Linked DNA regions of Homo sapiens: region 2 is linked to region 1. A link is a contact called in ENCODE Hi-C or POLR2A ChIA-PET data. All regions are on one chromosome and are shown on one strand. The core of a region is the stretch at or near the end of the contact, and the rest is flanking DNA. Distances in the headings are between cores, read along the strand shown. Region 1 overlaps LYPLAL1 (lysophospholipase like 1). Region 2 has its middle 110 kb from the start of LYPLAL1.

Evidence for each region. Hi-C counts contacts between places; a loop is a spot of excess contacts on that map. ChIA-PET counts read pairs that join two places held with the same protein, here RNA polymerase II (POLR2A). Pooled maps may share reads with other maps.
Region 2: a map of endothelial cell of umbilical vein shows a loop between it and region 1 (6-fold over the local background). The contact joins two enhancer-like sites. A Hi-C loop is called at or near these places in 1 of 168 maps with a recorded cell type or tissue (endothelial cell of umbilical vein) and 1 of 50 pooled maps. POLR2A ChIA-PET finds 5 or more read pairs at or near these places in 2 of 52 experiments (activated CD4-positive, alpha-beta T cell and endothelial cell of umbilical vein).

The regions. Positions count from the first base shown.
Region 1 is chr1:219,184,760-219,191,004 of GRCh38, forward strand. The region is part of intron 2 of LYPLAL1 (lysophospholipase like 1); the gene reads left to right. Among named protein-coding and RNA genes, the nearest start is that of LYPLAL1, 14 kb to the left of the region's middle. Within about 2 kb of position 3,697, at least 4 of the 41 ENCODE cell types and tissues checked have a DNase peak (open chromatin) inside an H3K27ac peak, as active enhancers do; they include endothelial cell of umbilical vein, where a contact is called at or near this core.
Region 2 is chr1:219,277,178-219,283,422 of GRCh38, forward strand. It overlaps a transcript of LYPLAL1 not described here. Among named protein-coding and RNA genes, the nearest start is that of LYPLAL1, 110 kb to the left of the region's middle. Within about 2 kb of position 2,239, at least 2 of the 41 ENCODE cell types and tissues checked have a DNase peak (open chromatin) inside an H3K27ac peak, as active enhancers do; they include endothelial cell of umbilical vein, where a contact is called at or near this core.

The DNA of each region.
Region 1 (6,245 bases), core at 2,447-4,946:
CAACCTTACATTCCTGGGATAAACCCTTTTGTAATGTATTATCCTTTTTATATGTATCTAAATTTGTTTTGCTAATACTTTGGTAAAGAATTTTATGTCTGTGTTCATGAGGAATATTGTTCTGTGATTTTCTTTAATGCCTTTGAAAAACGTTATCATCGGGGTTATGCTAGTCACTTAAAAGCATTGGGAAGGATTCCCTTCTCTGTGTCTGAGTTTATGTTATTTCTTCCTTAAATATTTGATAAAATTCACTATTGAAATTACCTGGACCTGAGATTTCCTTTTATGAAGGTTTTGATAATGAATTCAATTTCTTTCATAGAACCAGGATATTCAGATTTTATATTTATTTTTAGGCCAGTTTTGATAATTTGTATTTCTCATGAAATTTGTATCTTTTTTCTGATTTGTCAAATTTATTGACAAAAAGATGTTCATGATATTTCCTTTTAATGCTTTTATGATTTGTTGTTGATAACTTTTATTTCATTGCTGGTAATAATTTGTATATTTTCTCTTTTTTTTCGTGGTTCATCTTACCAAGAAGTTACCAATTGTATTAATCTTTTATAGAACCAGCTTTGGCTTTCTTATTTTCTCTCTTATTTGCTTTCTATTTCATTTATATTTATTCTTATGTTTCTTATTTTCTTCTATTTACATTAAATCTATACATTTCTCACTAATCATTACTGTAGCTAAGTTCCACTAATTTTTTTCTTTCTTTTTATTTATGTTGAAATGTTTTCAAATCTAAATGGTCCCATTGCTGTACTTGTATAACAGACCACCCCAAATAATAATAGTTTTGTTATGTTCACAAATTTTGTGGGCTAAGAATTCAGAAGGGGGATGGTGGTTATGACTTGATCTGGGGCCTCTCCTATGGGAAAACTTGAAGATTGGTAATGACTCGTCGTGTGATTGCCAGGAACTGGAATCATCTGAAGGCTCACTCACATATATGGCATAATGCTGGATATTAACTGGGACCTGCCTTTGGTCTTATTACCGTAACACCTATGTGAGACCTCACCATGTAGTATCTTGGCAGCATGGAGGCTGGATTCCAAGAGCAAAAGTGTCTAAAGAGAACCAGACCTAAAGACTTAGTGTTAACAGTAACATAGTACTCTTCCCTCATTAGTTAAAAGACTGCTTAGAATCAAGCAGAGAAAACACAGACTTCTGTTTCTTAATGAGGTGTCAGACAGAGTTACACTGTAAGAAGGGCATGTGGGATGGAAGGTATTTTTCTGGCCAGTTATGGAAAATTTAGTTCTGGGACCTATATAACCCCATGGGACCTAAATAACCCATAAGTTCTGGGTCCTAAATAACCCATGAGTTATTTAGAAACATGTTGTTTCCAGATATTTGGAGCTATTCTAGATATTCTTATTACTGTTGATATCTAGTTTCATTTCATTATTATTAGAGAAAATATCCTGTATGATTTTCTTCTTTTGATATTCATTGGGACCTTTTTATGGCTTTGCATATGGTCTATCTTGGTGACTGTTACTGTGCATTTCTGCGTGTCACGTTCTATAAATGTTAATGGTTCAAGGTATTTGAAAGCATTACACAAATTCTGTATATGCTTAGTGATTATTTTTCTAAGTTGTTCTATTAGTTGCCAAGGGATGGGTATTAAAATCTCTAGCTATGATTGTAGATTGGTCTGTTTCTCCCTTTAGTTCTGTCAGTTTTCTCTTTATGTATTTTTAGGCTATATTATTAGGTGCATATTCATGTAGTAATATTGTCTTTTTTATGGCTACTTTTATCTATAAAATGTTCCTTTTTAATTTGTGGTAATACTCTGAAGTGTACTGTGTTTAATAAAAATATAGTATATCTCAGCTTCCCTATGCTTATTGTTTACATGGCACTTCATTTTTCATCCTTTTACTTTCTTTTGATTAGAGCTGTATGGTATGTCTTTTTCCATTCTTTTGCTTTTAACCTACCTATATCATTGTATTTAAAGTGGATTTCTTATAGACAACACGTAGTTGGGCTTTGTTTTCATCTTTAACCAAACTGATAATTTGTCTTCTAAGTGATTTGTTTAAGCAATTTACATTTAATGTAACAATTAATATGCTTGAATTTAGGTCTACTGCTTTTCATTCCTCTGTTTCCCTTTCACACTTTCTATTGAATTATTCGTTTTTTAATACACCATTTTACTTTATTTTTTTTCTGATTGCCATAGGGATTATGATATACATAGCAAAGCTTTTTTACCTACTTAGAGTTCTTTGTTGTTTTTTTTTTCCTTGTAACTATATAGGTCCCTTTATCCCCATCTTGTGTATGTTATAGTTTTCATATGTATTTTGTCTGCATACATTGAAAACTGTATCAAACAAGGTTATAATTTTTGTTTTCAACAGTCAACCATATTTTAAACAGCTTAAGAGGAGAACAATAGTTTATTGTATATACTCAGTTGTGGTCTATTACAGCATATAAGTGTGTTTTGATTAAATTGTGAATTACCATTTTGATTATAAGGTATCCCTTTTCCTCAACTGTATTTAATAGATGTTTTAAATCAGCTAAGGTAGGGGCATAGTCAGTAAAAGTCAGCAATTAGTTTGCTGTGTTGATTTAGATGGAAAATACTGCTTTTTTTTTTCACTGTGGTAATTTGGACTCTTTAAATGAAGTGCCCAATAAAGATTTTTATTTCTATAACATGCTTTAGCTATATTTACAATTAGAGATTTTCTTAGTTTGTGTTTATTATTAGAATTTCCATTTAAAAATAATTTTTAACAAGCCATTTATGATTTATATGATAATATAGTTTCTTTTGGTGTTTTAAAAAATTCTAAAAGTAATAAGATTTGCATAGTGCCTATACTTTTAGATTCACTGTTTTTCCACACAAAGTCCATGTTTGTATTTTTCAGTAAATATGTATTCTAAAATAAACTAGGCACTTTTTATTTAGGCATAGTAAACCATGAATTCCTCTTTACTCCATCACTTAGAATTCCTATCTGAAGCATGATAGTAGGAGAGCCCTCTCCTGATAACAGTATATCTGTACTACAAGTATGCTAGTAAGGAACCCTACTAAAAACAGCTATTTTGAAGAAATAATGTACTTCTTTGGTAAGTATTAGGTATGTTTAAATAGGTACTAGTATGGAAAAGTTTTCTTAGATATGATTTTTTAAAAAAGAAACAAAAATGGACTGTTTTCTACAAATCACAGTGTAGATTTTATAAGAGTTAAAGTCAAAATATATTTGGAGCAAAAATAAAATAATTTTAGACATTGTTATTTCTGGCTGGCACAAATTATTCCCAAGTGGCACAAATGATTACTGAAATTTATTCAGCAAATATTTAGCATCTATTCTATGTCAGGCTTTGTTCTTAGCACTGGGTATGTATCTGTGGAAAGAATGAAGTCCCTGCTCTCAATGAGCTCATGTAGAGACAGAAAATAAAAGGGAAATTAAATGTAATAATTTCAAATAGTGATAAATGGTATTAAGACTGGGGATAGAGAGTATATGTGTGTGTTGCAGGGTAAAAGGGAGGTATACTTTCAGTTGGAGAGTCAAAGAAGCTCCCCTGAGAAGGTGACACTTGAGCTGAGACCTAAATGAACAGTCGGAGCCCACCATGCAGAAATGTTGCAAAGAGCCCTCTAAGTAGTGGGGATATCAGATGCAAAGCCACTCAACTAATAATAAGCTCGTACTATTTGAAGAAAAGGAAGTGACAAATGTGACTGGAACCTAGTGAAGGGTGGGAGAGAGAAGTGGTATGAAATGAGGATAAAGAGGAAGACTGGTGCCAATTTGTTAACTTAAAGGTTATGAATGAACTTTCGATTTTATGACTTTAAGGCAACACAGATCAAAAACAACTTGGTATCAAGCTGAATGTCAACTTTTTTTTTTTTTTAACCTTGGACATTTTATTCTAGCTTAATATTTTACCAATGTGTAATGGGTTGGTTGATTGATTAACTTAGGAACCACACAGATGTTCTTTGCCAAACATATTTATTTATTGTGGTAATGTCTGAGGAGTTTTATACCAGCTAATAAAGTGATTTATTTGAGGAAGAAGGTGAATGAGTATAACATATGTGATAGTTTTTAGCTGTTTAAAAAACAAACTTTTATATTTTATTTAAATGTTATTCTAACATTTTAGGAGATTTATACATTCTTGTTTATGCTTTCTTAGCAAGAAAGTTCTAAATTATTTTTGTCTCGTTAAATTTTCTCAATTACTCCATTTGAACAGAATTTTAATTTTCTTAGCTACCACATTAGTAACATACTTACATTGGGATTCTACTTCTGCTGAGCATCTATCTCTAATTAAGGCATTGTCAAAGAAAAAAGTTAAGTGAATGCCACTTTTTTCCATTAATGGCTGAGTTCCCAGAATGATTCACATTTTAGCCTATGATATCATCCTTATTTAAGTATTTAGACAGACAAATAAACACAGAAATAGCAGAGTAAAATGAAAAGGGAAGTAGAACAATTCAGAAGGGTAATAGGCTCATTTGAATTTTAAAGTGAGTGTTGTATTTTTGATATTTTGATTTAGAACTTCACTGTGATTTTAGTGACAGTTTGACTACAATTTGAGGTTTCATTTTGTCTGACAATGACTATTTGGAAAGCACCTACTCTCATTTTCAGAGTAATGAAAATGAGTAACTCAAAACTAGTTAAGAAGCTAGTTTTGAGAAGGGATTCTGGGAGGAGGAAGGTTTGAATGCTTTCTGCCTTCTCTCCCCTTCTGATTCTAATTTATCTACCTTTCTAGAGCCACACAGCTTCTGGGGTCAGAAGGCATATGGGGTTGTGAGATAATTTATGCTTATTGGAGTCCTAGTATAGAGGTGGTGCAAGATTTTATCTTTTCTGCAGCAGTTGAAAGCCTGGATAAAGAGCAATGAAGGAAAAGCTCAGTCTGCAAAAATCTGCCCTCCTCATAGGTTTATGTCATAAAATGTAATTCTCAGACAATAATGCAATATTAATTAGAATTCCAAAAGGATTTTTTAAGGATAATTATTTGAAAATAGTTTCAAGTTTACTAAATTTTTTGATAAATTTATTGGATAATCAAGAACAATAGATGCCTGAGAATAGCTAGGACAAGTATGAAAACACAGACTAGAGTAATGATAGGAGAGGGGAACTTACCTTACACAACTTCAAAATATGCTCTAAAACCACTATAATATGATTAACGTTATATACTAACTTAATAATTAACTTAATAGATACTAAATAGAAACTAACTTAATAGATAAAGAGATTAGTGGAACAAAATAGAGCCTTTCTCAACTAAAGCTCTTCAGCTGAATCACAAGACATAGAAAATTATTTGAGTGACTGTTCCCCCGCCCACTGCATGTATGATATAGAACGAGCACCATTCTAGATGTATTAGAGGGAAGTCAGTTCATTATATATAGCATATGTCTTACAGAAATCAGGGTTAGAGAGACTAGATAATGCAGAACTATAAAATATATGGCAAAGATAAAATTTCACTGTTTGCTGAGAAGGGTGTCTTCCTCCTTTCCTCCCTTTCTCTCTCCTTCTTTTAATAGCACAAGCACAATTGACTATCATATGGGATAAAATGAATTTGAATCCTTAGGTTACTCCATGTATGAAATTCCCCCAAAATTCAAGGCTTAGGTGTAAAAATGAAAACAAAAGTCTTAAAAGAAAATCTGGGCTACTATATATAAAAAATGTATGGATTGGCAGGAGCTTCTTAAGCAAATCTAGAGACCCAGAAATTTAAATTTTTTTTTAAAAAGACATTATATCAAATGTAGAGTCTTTTGTCCAGTAAAAAAAAAAAAAAAAAAAACCCTTAAGTACATAATAACGTAATATCAATATTCAAAATAGACTTGGAAGAAAATACCTGAAATATATGCAACAAATATTTGTCAATAATAGACAAAGTACTCTTTTAAACAAGAAAAAAATTGAAATGACAATAGGAAAAAATAATAGCAAATGACATCAGTCAGCAATTCCACTTATGTGGAGTTTTAGAACAGGCAAAAGAAATCAATGTTGATAGTCTCACTCAGTAGTTGCTTGGGAAGGTTACGGGAGTTGCTCGTGAAGGGGCATGATGGAATTTTCCAAGGAAAAGGAATGTTCTGTATCATTGTGGAGATGGTGGTTGCATTGTAAAAAGTAATTGAACTATACACCTAAAAT
Region 2 (6,245 bases), core at 989-3,488, 91 kb after region 1:
TCCACCTAATCTTCTGTAATCCCCAATTGGAGCAATTAATTTTACAAGGGGTCATGCTCCCTTTCTGTGGTATTTCTATTGAGAGCTTAATGATGTGTCCTTTATGATGCATTTTGGCAGCACCTTTCACCCAGACCTGAAAATATTCATTGATTATGATCAGCAATTTTGGTGTTGTAAATGGGGTGTAGCTGAAGTGTTTCCTTGATGACAGAGCATAGAACAGCCTGTGCCTAGAAAGGGAGAGAGAAAGGGAGAGAGACACTGTGGGTTTAGAACTCATTTCACTTATCTAAACATGGGCCTTGTTCCATACAGATGACACAAAGAGGAACTGAAGTGGAAAGTAGAGTGTATACTAGGATCAGCAGTTCCAAGCAGAACTAGGAGATAAGGGAAAGCACCACATTTTAGGATCAGAAGCTGGAAAACAACAAGAATCTGATGGCCTCACACACTATCTTCTTTGTCTTATTCACTTTAGCCCTCAACCACTAAATGACCCATGTTCAGATATCTGCTCATCTGAAGGCATTTTAACAAATTGGCTTAAATAATTGACATATTTTTCCTAAGCTCCTCTCATCTCCTAAAACCAGGAAATTGTCATTGTGATTTTTTTTTTAAATATCAGAGCAAAGCTTTGAAAATTAATTCAATTCACTGGCTTTTGTCCAAAAACAAATCTGGGGACTTCAAATAAGTTAAGCTTTTCCAGATCCACTGTTTCCAAGGAGAAGAAGTTTTATTGTTGTTGTTGTTTAAGTATTGGAGGAGATGTGAGGGAATACAGAAAGATGGCAAACGTACAACTTTAAATATTCTACAAAAAGTTCAAACCGATCACAATTTCAAAAATTGTTTTTACATTTATTATCTCATTTTATCTTCCCAGCAACCTTATGATGTGGCCAGTGCCAACATCCTCATTTTTCACATAAGAAAATTGAGGCCCAGATTGTTGTGTAAGCCATTTTGCCAAGGATCTTAACAAAAGCAAACTAGAACACTAGAACATAACCTACCCCTGGACTCTTTTCCATAAACCACATTGCTGCTATGTCTCTTGCTCCCCTTTGTAGAGAATCAAGCCTCTTTTTGTCTGAGGACTCATAATGTGTCCCAGGCATCTTAAGTGGTACACAGAGAGAGAAAGAGAAAGGGAGAGAGAGAAAAAAACAATTTAACAATTTAGCCTTTACTATGTAGCAGGTCTATTTAAAGCCTTTATATGTAAGAATTCATTTAATCATCACAAGATTACAATGTATGTCCGGTTGTCTGGGAATATTTTACAGATGAGAAAATATCCAAAAAGGATATGGAACTTGCCCAAGTACACACAGCTCATAAGTGATGGGGCTGGGGTTTGAATTGAGGAAAGTCTGGCTCTTGAGTCAGTACTCTTACCCACTGTACTTTATTCCCTCTCTAAAGTCAGTGAAATTCTTTCTTATCTTTCTCAATATTGAGCAAAACTTTTGTCACATAAAAATCACTAAACAACAACAACAACAACAACAACAACAAAACGTTTCATGGATTGGGAAAGAAGGGCGGACACCCTGCCATCTTGTCTACTTGCCTTTTGGCCTAGGACTGGGTTTTATGGCCTCTCCAGTGCTGACATTTGGACCTTGATAATTCCTTGTTGTGGGAGCTGTCCTGTGCCTTGTAGGATGTTTAGCAGCATCCCTGTCCTCTACCCTCTAGATGCTGATAGTGCCCCTCAATTGTGATTATCAAAAATGTCTCCAGACATTACCAAATATCCATGGCAGTAGGGGTAGGGGGATGGAAAATCACCTCAAGGTTGAGAATTCCTGGCCTCGGGCATGAAAAAGAGGTACAGCCTTGTAGGGGGATTCCTTCCAGGAATCCAGCATCAAGAATGCTCCCGTGTGACTGTCTTTTCCCAATGCAGTCTGGAAAAAAGCATGAAGGGCTCGTGCGTTTTTGCCTCCTCCGCCAACAGCTAAGAGATAACACTTGTTGGGTTAATGTTCTTGCATCCAGGCAATATTCTGACTATGTGGGAAGAGGAATGTGGGTGGGCAGGGGATTTGTGACAAGGAGAGAATGGCATAGTAGGTACCAATGCTCCTATATGACTCCATGCCAGTACATTTAGCATATTTCTGAAAAAAGAAAGAAATGGGGCACGCCATCAGGTAATGGATCCAATGCCCAGATGAACTGAGGTGTGGCAATTTCCCCCAGTCAGGAGCTTACTTCAGAATAATGTTGCTTTGACGTGAAGCTGTAAGGACATTGGATGAAAACAATCCAGAACCTGCTTATCTTTCAGCATGAAAGACATTTGTGTGTTTTCTGAGTCATCTGAAACACAGAGTGTAGGATTTTCCTGATGGATAAGGAAACCTGATGTACTCATTTATTATAACAATGAGATCATTGGAAGACCCATAAAACTGAAGTCTGCTATCCAAGTTCAGATCTAGTTTGTTGTTCAGATAATGGTTCCAAGCTTATTTAACAAGCCAGTTTTGACAAGTTGAATTTTTTATAGGATGTTTGTTTAATTGTAGCATGGCCATCCTATCACAACAGTATTTTCAACTATGCAGAGAAAACCAAAGTCAAAAGGATTTTTCACAGTGAGATTTACACGTCCTTCAAATGAAAACTCTCTGAGTCATATTTTAGCCAGTCATATTTTAATTTTCAATAAAGGAAAAGACTCCAAAATATCCATAGGTGTTTCTAAAAGCCACATCAGAAAAGGAGAAAAAAAAATGGGGTAGAAGAAATTACAAATAGGCTGATATCTTTAAGAGAGCTCAAGATTATTGAAAATCTGATTACATATATAACAAACGTTTCAACTTGTTTCACCCAGATGAGGTGGCAGAATAGAATGAATATTACATAGGCAGACAATTCTCAAGGGAAGTCTCTGAAAATTTTTTAGAAGTTTATAGGTGAATGCCATTTTCATCGCTTTCTACTGCAATATGAAGTATGCAGGCTTTAGAGCCATGCTGACTGCAGTCCAAAACCCTTCTGGAGCTTCACTGAACCTCATAACTTTTCTAAGCCTCATGTCCACTTGTAAACAAGCAGATAATACGTATTATATAAAGTTTTTTGATGCCTAAAGAAGGTATTTTTAAAACTTAACAAAATACTTGAGTTGGAATAGAAGCTATTATTATAACACTATTATTCCTAATATCTTTATGACACCTCATTTAGACAACTGGATATCTGCTTTTCCAGGATTTGAATCTCCAATTTATTCCCCCCATCACGCTATATTTTTACCTATTTTTTGAGATATATACAGGTGGGAGAGGGGAGATGAAGGGATAATGTCTAATTTTTTCACATTTATTGGAATCACATTAACAATTTGCTTATTAATAATTATGCATTCTGAACAACATATATGTTTAGTCTAGGAAAAAGGGTACAAGTTGATTTCCATAAGCATCAAATCACAAATAATAACTGAACACAATCTACTCTCATATGCATTGATTTTTTTTGCCAGTTTGAGAAAACATCCATCAGCTCTTTTTAGGACCCTCTGCAAAAGGACTCTTAACATTTTAAAAAGGCATAGTAGGCCAAGCATGGTGGCTCATGCCTGTAATTCCAACACTTTGGGAGGCCTAGACAGGCAAAATACCCGAGGTCAGGGGTTCAAGACCAGCCATGGCCAACACAGCACAACCCCATCTCTATTAAAAATACAAAAATTAGCCAAGTGTGGCGGCGGGCGCCTGTAATGCCAGCTCCTCAGGAGGCTGAGGAAGGAGAATCACTTGAACCCAGGAGGCAGAGGTTGCAGTGGGCTGAGATCGCACCACTGCATTCCAGCCTGGGTGACAAGGTGAGACTGTCTCAAAAAATAAATAAATAAGTAGACAGATAATAAAGGAATGAGACTTCATTAATTAGTTTTAAAGAAGTACTCAGGGTGATTGAGATGACATTCCATTATGTTCCCCTGATTAGGATGGGCTTGGCAGTTTGATTCATAGAACACTATGTAGAAAGTATCTTTTCCTTTGGCATGAAATTAGTTAAACTGGCATGTAAACACATGCAATTAATATCTTCCCTGTCTACCCTGTGCCAGTAACTTAAAAAAATAAAAATAAAGAGAGAAAGGTAATAATTAATCTATAAAGAAAAAGACAATAGTACATAAAAGATTTAAAGATATATTTGAAAATTGGAAAACAGTAAATGAAAATAGGTAAAAATCTAAATAAGGTAAATCTAAGCACTTACTATCAAGGAAACAATAAGTGAGTTAATTCACCCTGTAAAACCCAGAAAGGCTCAGAATTGGAGGACTTGGTTTCAGAAGAAAGTGGAGTTCAGGAGAAGGTTTGGAACCAAGTTTCTCCCTCCACTGCATGCAGCCAAGCAACTACTATAGAACCACCCTCCCCAACACACACACACACACAGCAGGTGAGACTGGAGAAGGCTCTTTCTCTCCAAAAACCAAACAGGGGAGAAGTCTAGGAAGAATGAAAAGTGTCTCGCCTCAATCATACCCTCTCACCTGCTCCCAGGATGCCAATTGTCAAACTTATGCTGGTCCCTCCACACCCACCGTCATGCTCCATAACTGACAGAAATTAGATTTTTTCTTTTTTTCTGAACGGCCACTGAAAAATGTCTCTAGATAAGTATTTGAGATCCTCAATGGAAAGGGGACGTCATCCCCACAGACCCTGCAGTGATCCCTGAGAATCAGCACCTCTGCTCATAGGTACAGTAGTTCCAGCAGTATTTTAGCCACTCTCTCTTACATGCACTTGGACAGAGAAGAATGACCAGACATTAGAGGAAAATGTGCAACATGAGCATGGAGACCAAACCCCATAAAACAAACAAACAACTAGACACAGAGGACTTAGATGAATCAGAGTCAGTGCAGACATTGAAAGAAACTTTTCGAAAATCATAATGTCCTCAAAGATACACAGGGAAACAAGTCTGTAATATAGATAACAGTTACCATGAGAAAGGATCAGAAGCAAATAGGAACTCCTGTCTATAAAAAATATAAAAAGTAAAATACAAGCATTAAATAGAAAATTGTAAGATAGGGCCAAGCAACTCTCAAAAGTAGAACAAAAATTAAAGAAGAGAGAAATGGGAGGGAAAAAGATAAGAAAAAATATATCATAGATCTTGTGAGCTCTCCAGCTACTAATTAGGAGTTCCAGAAAGAAAAGAGAGAAAATGAAGGGGGGATATTATTGAATAAGTAATTTAAGACATTTTCAGACTGAAAGACATGTGTCTTCCCATTGAAAGGACAATGGAGCACCTAGCACAATGAATGACAAAAAAAAAAAAAAATTCCAGGTAGGTTATGGTAAAATATAGAATACTTGAAATCAAGAAAAGATCCTAGAAGCTTCCAAAGGGGAGGGGGATAACACAGTCAAATACAAAACAATGGTCTTGAATTTCTTAACAGCAACTGAATCTTAGAAGACAGTGGAACAAAGCGTGAAAAATTCTGAGTGACAGTGATTTTCAACTGAGAATTCTATTTTTTTTCCAAAAAAAATCAAATATAAGGGTAATGCATTTTTTATTTAAAATAATTTTGTCATGTCAGAAATATAAGTGCTTTAGAAAACAACATAGTAAACCAACAAAGAAAATGCAAAAATTGTTGTCTATCTTATGAGAGATGAAGGGAAGGTTCATGATTACAGCAGAGTGTGTAGTAGGTCTAGAGAATTATCCACCATAAAGGAATGAAAGTTATCATTCTAGGATGAAATTATCCATCCTTTTCTTGGTGGGGCTCTAAGAAAGAGAGAAGTGGGGGCTGAAGAGATGAAATGAATGTGTTTGAGTGAATGGATTATTGATAGACCTATGGCAGACATGATGAAATGTTTGGAAAATAATTACTACAAGGCAGCACAGAGTGTTGGAGTGATTTCTCCAGGGCCACACATCTAGTAAACAATGGATCTGGGCTTATAATCTAGCTCCATATTTGGTGCTCTTATCCGGCACCCAGTAGGACTTTTCAAGCACGTGACAACAGGGCATGTTCTTTGCCATGTCATTTATGATGTAACTTTGATTATAATATAGTAAAAAGAAAATCCGGGTGTAACTTTATTGAGAGGTACTGTTTGGGATGGGGGCAAAGAAACAAATCTTCATCATCCATGCCTAGAATTATCGATGAAGAAATAGCAGTGCATGCATATGATTCACAAACGTGGAGCTAAGTA